2 separate regions of the Mus musculus genome follow, and region 2 is linked to region 1. A link is a loop called in an ENCODE intact Hi-C map of the cell type or tissue named here. Cell type or tissue: left cerebral cortex. All regions are shown on one strand. Each heading gives the region's core, and the rest is flanking DNA. Links, peaks and the distances in the headings are about the cores only. Region 1 has its middle 3.5 kb from the start of Ikzf2. Region 2 overlaps Gm28497 (a long non-coding RNA gene).

Evidence for each region. Hi-C counts contacts between places; a loop is a spot of excess contacts. Peaks named below come from ENCODE experiments on the same cell type or tissue, not always from the same donor. Only the 100,000 strongest peaks of a DNase experiment are listed, where the experiment ranks them.
Region 2: it touches region 1 in a loop (2.8-fold over the local background); 1 of 42 quality-filtered maps calls a loop at or near these places.

The regions. Positions count from the first base shown.
Region 1 is chr1:69,687,982-69,690,905 of GRCm38, forward strand. No RefSeq gene overlaps it. Among named protein-coding and RNA genes, the nearest start is that of Ikzf2, 3.5 kb to the left of the region's middle. In left cerebral cortex, for the core only: a CTCF peak has its summit at 1,233 (motif pointing left); DNase peaks (open chromatin) are centred at 275 and 1,220; H3K4me3 peaks cover 198 bases; H3K27ac peaks cover 138 bases.
Region 2 is chr1:69,435,064-69,437,987 of GRCm38, forward strand. All of the region lies in intron 2 of Gm28497 (a long non-coding RNA gene), which reads left to right. Among named protein-coding and RNA genes, the nearest start is that of Gm28497, 5.3 kb to the left of the region's middle. In left cerebral cortex, for the core only: no CTCF peak of the experiment used is centred there; DNase peaks (open chromatin) are centred at 1,521 and 2,188.

The DNA.
Region 1 (2,924 bases), core at 148-2,647:
AGCCTAGCCTTATGCCAATCACGACGTTTACATTTGTTGGGCGAAGAGCATAGGAATCGTCCTGAGAAAATAAATGCATTTTCAATCTACAAATAGCAGCATTTACTATCTTTCTTGACCACAGAAAGGGGAATAAAGAATTCTATAATTAAAGGGAAAAGGAAAATGAAAGGAGCTGAAAATACTGAACTGTGTAGTCTGAGTGGTTTAAGTTTGAAATCACATGAAATTATCAGGAGTGCCAAACAACATTTCTGAGAAACCGTATCGCATATTGTGTTGAAAATCAATGCTGAAAGAGGAGCAGGCGCTGTGCCTCCCACTCCTTTAAAGAATCCCAGAAATAGTTGCTGAGAGTTTTCTCCCTTCCCCCTTTTCCATGGAAGCAAGCCATATGACACATTGAAAATAAAATCAACTTTCACCTTAAGCACCGCTCTGCCTTGTGTTTAGATTCTGGTGTGAGCAAAGGTTCACAGTGGTATACAATGAATACACTAATAATGTCCAGTGTATCTATTTTCACTTTTTACAACCTTATTATATCTATTGTAGTTACTAAGCAATTTGTTCTTATAGGTTCAGTTCATTTTTTTTAATTATAGAAAATGATGATTTAAAGCAAATAATCATTTCATTGGGAGTAAACCACTTGTGCTCGGGTTTTCAATAATTTCCTGATGATTTTCTTTAAAGTTGCAATATCTGTGACATTGTTAAAACTAACATTTTTACCTACTCCTCAGCTCTCTGAATAAAATCCCCGCCCCCGCCCCCCCCCCCCACACACACACTTAACGTTAGATTTGGAAAGGTCAAACTAAAGAGAATCTAGGAGTCGAGTCTTTCTAATCAATTCAACAGACAGCAAATTCAGAAAGCTGGCGCGTGTGACGCTACAGTATAGAAAAGGTGACATACTATGAAGTGTGAAAGAAGTTCTCAGAGTGTTCCTTCCCACTTGAAAAGTGTCAGCGTATCTGCAAAGTCATGGTGGTCCTTGGGAAAGACTTAAACATTCAGTACTAAAGTCTTCCTAGTTAAAAGCCACAGAATCCGTCTGCAGAAGAAGATTCATTGTGAGATCTGGAGAAGCCATCCTAAGTTACCAAACTACCACACTTGATGTGGTCCTTGCACCTAGCTGACCACTGCTTGATCTAGATCTCTCCTAGCTTATCCGTGTACCGATTTGCTGCCATTGGTTCCCTAGCCACCAGAGGCACACCCTCTCCCCCTAGTGGTTAAACCTTCGGACAGTTTATTAGCAGACACAGTCGTCCCCCAAGAGAGAGCTATTTAGGCAGGAACTCATGAAGCCCAAATTTTAGGAGGGCATTCTGAAGAGTGGGAATTAGATTTTTTTTAAAAAACATCCCATGTTCCTTTCTCATTCAGAGACTACAATGAATTCAGGTTTTCTGAAGAAGTCATGAATGTGTTTACAAGCTAAATTGGGTAGTTCAGTTTAATATTTCTGAAGTCTGACCTTGGCACCTGGACTCACAATCTAATGCATTCATGAGAAAGTGACCACATATAAACCGTAGCAATTCACGTTGGCCAAGATTTCCCTTCACGATATTTTGGTAGTGGTTAAAGAATGGATTTACTTATGCCCTTAGCCATAGCTACTCTGTATGCAATTTGTTAGGCAGTTATATGCTTGAACTGTGCAAGAAAAGATAGCACCAGGAGAGTCTAGTTCTCCTTATCTTGCTGGAAGGTTAAATCTTCACTTTGGGGACAGGTATACCATCAGAGCAAAGCATTGCTCTGATTGCTGTCTCCTTCTCACTCTCTCTGTTCAAACTATGGAAGCTGATCCTTCCCACCATTGTTCCAGGACCTGACATATTTCCAATGCAACATGGTTGTAGGTATTCTGCTCACATGTTGGTTTTAAAAAGAAAACCTAGCTCTCCGAATAGAATTTACTCTTGGTTTTTCTTTGTTTGTTTTGTCTTTCTTATTTGTCTGATTTGGTTTTTCAAGACAGGGTTTCTCTGTGTACCCCTGGCTATGCTGGAACCCACTGAAGATCAGGCTGGCTTCTGAGATTCACCTGCCTAGGCCTCCCCAATGCTGCGATTTAAGATGTGTGCTACCACTGCCTGGCTAGAGTTTACTCGTGTAAAAGGCAGAGATGATGTCTTATATAGTTCATTATCTTCTCAGACCCAGCACACTGTTTGGCACTAAACGGACAATAAACACTTACTGAATGGTTGTGTAAATGGAAAAACACATATGCTCCTTCCATGTGTTAAGCTATTGTCAAGGAACAAAAATAGCGATGACAAATTCTGACTCCCTAATGAATTGGGTCAGCCCTTAGCTTGTAAGTCATGATACAGGTGTCCTTAGTGTGTTAGTTCTAGCTTATCCATACAAAGGCTGTTGGTGTTTTCCTAGATATTATCAAATTTATTGAAAAATATCAATTGTAAAGGGAGCTAAAAGCATAAAAAAATGCAAATTACTGTATAAAGGTAGTCTCGATTAAAATGCACTTTCATGGTGCCTCAACTTCAGAACAAATTATTTCTCGATGACAATGCAGGAAACCAGGTGACTAGCGAGTGCAGCCCATTTAATTTTACAACCACTAAGTTTAATTAGCAAAATGAAAACTTTACAAGGCACTGTGGCTAAAAGACACATAATAAAGTAAGATTTTTTTCTCCCCTGAACGGTTTGTGTTAATTGTTTTAGCTTTAAAAACAATTCCCTTTAAAGAAACTTAGATAGAGATCTCATTTTTATCTTGTTTTGCTCAGGGAATTAAATCTACATTTTTAAGTTTTGGTTTTATTTTCAGTATGTTTGTGTAGTAGGAGGACAAACTGTAATTCTTATGTAATAATAAAGATTTTTTTAAAAAAACTATATATATACATTTTTGATGGTTTCGTGATCCTTGA
Region 2 (2,924 bases), core at 293-2,792, 250 kb before region 1:
AGAATTTGTTTTTTTTTTTTTTGTTTTTTTTTTTTTTTGGTTTTTTGAGGCAGGGTTTCTCTGTGTAGCCCTGGCTGTCCTGGAACTCCCTTTGTAGACCAGGCTAGCCTCAAACTCAGAAATCCACCTGCCTCTGCCTCCCGAGTGCTGCAATTAAAGGTGTGTGCCACCACGCCCGGCTTGTAATTTTTTTAAAAAATAATTCTTATAATGGTTTAGTACTCTGTAAAATTTTATGTTACAATGAGGATGAGAAAAACATTTCTAATACCAAACAGATAAAATAAATAATAAAATTGGTTCATTTATTTCCAGTTTCATTAGAAGTGGGGATACATCGTTATTTTTTCTGTATAATTCCTGCTATTATTATTATTATTATTATTATATTATTATTAATTTATATAGTACCTTTCCATTTCTATGGGTGCTTCTGCATATGTGGGCATGTAGAAGCCAGAAGATAACCTTGAATTTCATTCCTCAAGTAGAATCCATCTTTATGCAACAAGGGCACATGTTGGCCTGGAACCCTTTAGATAGACTAGGTCAGACCCAGGGACCCGACAGTTTCTGCCTCACCAGTACTAGGATAGTAAGCATACACCAGCAGCCAGCTCTTTTTACATGGGCTCTGGGGACTTATTTCAGGTTGACATACCAAGCATCTCCCAACCCCTAGTTTTCAATGTAAAACCCTTTAGAGAAGAAGAATGGAAACTCAGATCAAACAACTTGCTTAAAGTCATAGAAAGAGCTAGCTATGCATGGGAGAGTCAGAATTTGAATACAGGTCTTCAACTCAAATTTATCGATGAGCAAGAAAAACACTGTCAAATTTTCAGCTGTCCTCCTTATTATATTTTACTCAAATCTCTTTTTCCAGAAGTACATAGATTAACTGTGGCTTTGTACAATTTTTCACTGGGACTAATGTTATTTTCTGGCTCCTTAATGCCTGCCAAACAGTAAGCGTGTCTAAAGCATTAAAGGCAGTCTACTCAGTTAGAATATGCTCTCTTGGGCTACCTAATATATGAAGCCCTTGATTCAAAAATCTACAAAATGGGAATTATGATTGCAACTCCTAGTAGAAATATTTAGATATATTGAAAGAAAATGTATTTATTATTCTAAAAACAGCTGACAGAACTTTATTGAAAATGTCATTACTGCTCTAGGAAGTTTTCCAGTAATATTTAGCTGTAGATTTAGCAAAGGAAAGATATATAAGCAGACCCTCTTCAAGTATGAAAACGAGTAACTACGTTGCCCAAGAATAAAGGGGCTTTTCACTTCTCTACTGTGTGATAAGAGGGGAATATAGAGCAATTTTTGTTAGGATAATTGCATTTTGGAATGTGAAATTTCAAACTTAACTTGACCTTTGGGTTTTTGAGTTTGTCTACTTTTGGCATAAGATAATTTCCTGACTCTAAAGACACCAGGCGGCTCTTACCAACGAATATTTTAATTATTCAAGTTGCATAAATGACTTGAAACCATATGGAACCAATTTCCCACGCAATGTTCGCTGGTTAGAAAATTGTGAGAGAGATGGCTTTGCTATACATGGAATTGAATTCCTTGAACTTCAGACTTCACAGGCTTGGGCATATCCAGATCTCTGTGAGGTCTTCTGCCATTCAGAGGGGTCCACAATCCTGCTGTTAATCTGAACTATTTTAAACATTCTCTTTTTTGCCTGCATAAAAATCAGCTTCTGCCTGTACAACAGCATTAATAACATCATATTTCCTGTACTTGTCAATACACATTTCTATTTGTATCTTTTGAAACTTAAACTCTTCCCGGGAAACCAAACATGCTATAACCCGTAGACTATAAAACACCCCAATACACGATACACCACAGCAATCATTTTGCGTGGACTTTAAATGAGATACAAGCCCACTGATAATGAGAGGGCATTGTGAAGTTTATTCACCATGTATCAACTCCTAGACACTTAGCGTGCTCCGAACTTCTGTATTCTGTGATTTGTACCACGTGTTTTCTAGATATGGATTCCAAGTCTTTGGGAGCTATAACCCTGCTGTTCTCTCGCTTATTTTTCTGTCACTTCACTTAATAGCACAGAGCATCATGTGGACTGCGTGGGATTATAGCACTTCATATGAAAAAGTTAGTGGGAGGATATTATAGCAACAGTTACGCTGAAATGAAAAGCTGGCATGCGTGCAAAAGCATCTTCCAATTCCTACTCCTTTCCAATTTTGGACCTACTATCATATGTTGTTACTAACATTCATTTTAAGTTGTTATCCCTCGGACTGATTTAATTTTGTGACACAGTAATTTTCAATTTCTTACACTTGGGTTGACTTCGCCTCAGAACTATCATCAAAAATGCCTCAGTGGCTTCCAAATGGCATGGCTCGAATCTAAGTGGATGATTGCGCTAGTAACTGACCACTGAGCTTCCCGGTGTAAGACCTGGGTCTACTGAACCCCCGCTGTATCCCATGGGGATATCAGTGGGCACAGGATTAAAATTCTTTTCGTGTTTGTTTTGTCCTTTGTATATTATGTATTGGTCTTCCCTCCTTCCTTCTTCCTTGTCTCCCTTCCTTCCTCGCTCCCTCGGCCCTGCCCTGTCCTGTCCTGCCCCACCCTATAGCATGTATGTGAGTGTGCAGGTTCATGCCCCTGTGAGCACAGGCAGAGGGGAGGCAGAGGGTCCTAGTAGCCTTCATTTACTCATGCTCAGTTTATTGCCTTGAGACAGGACCTGTCACTGAACCAGAAGCTCACTACTTTGGTTAGACTGACTGGCTAGGAAGCTCTCGGGATCCGACTGCCTCCTCTCTGCAATGTTTGCTTTACAGGCATGCGCAGCCACGCCCAGCTTTTCATATCGGTGCTGGAGATTTGAACTCTGGTCCTCATGTTTGTGCAGTGAG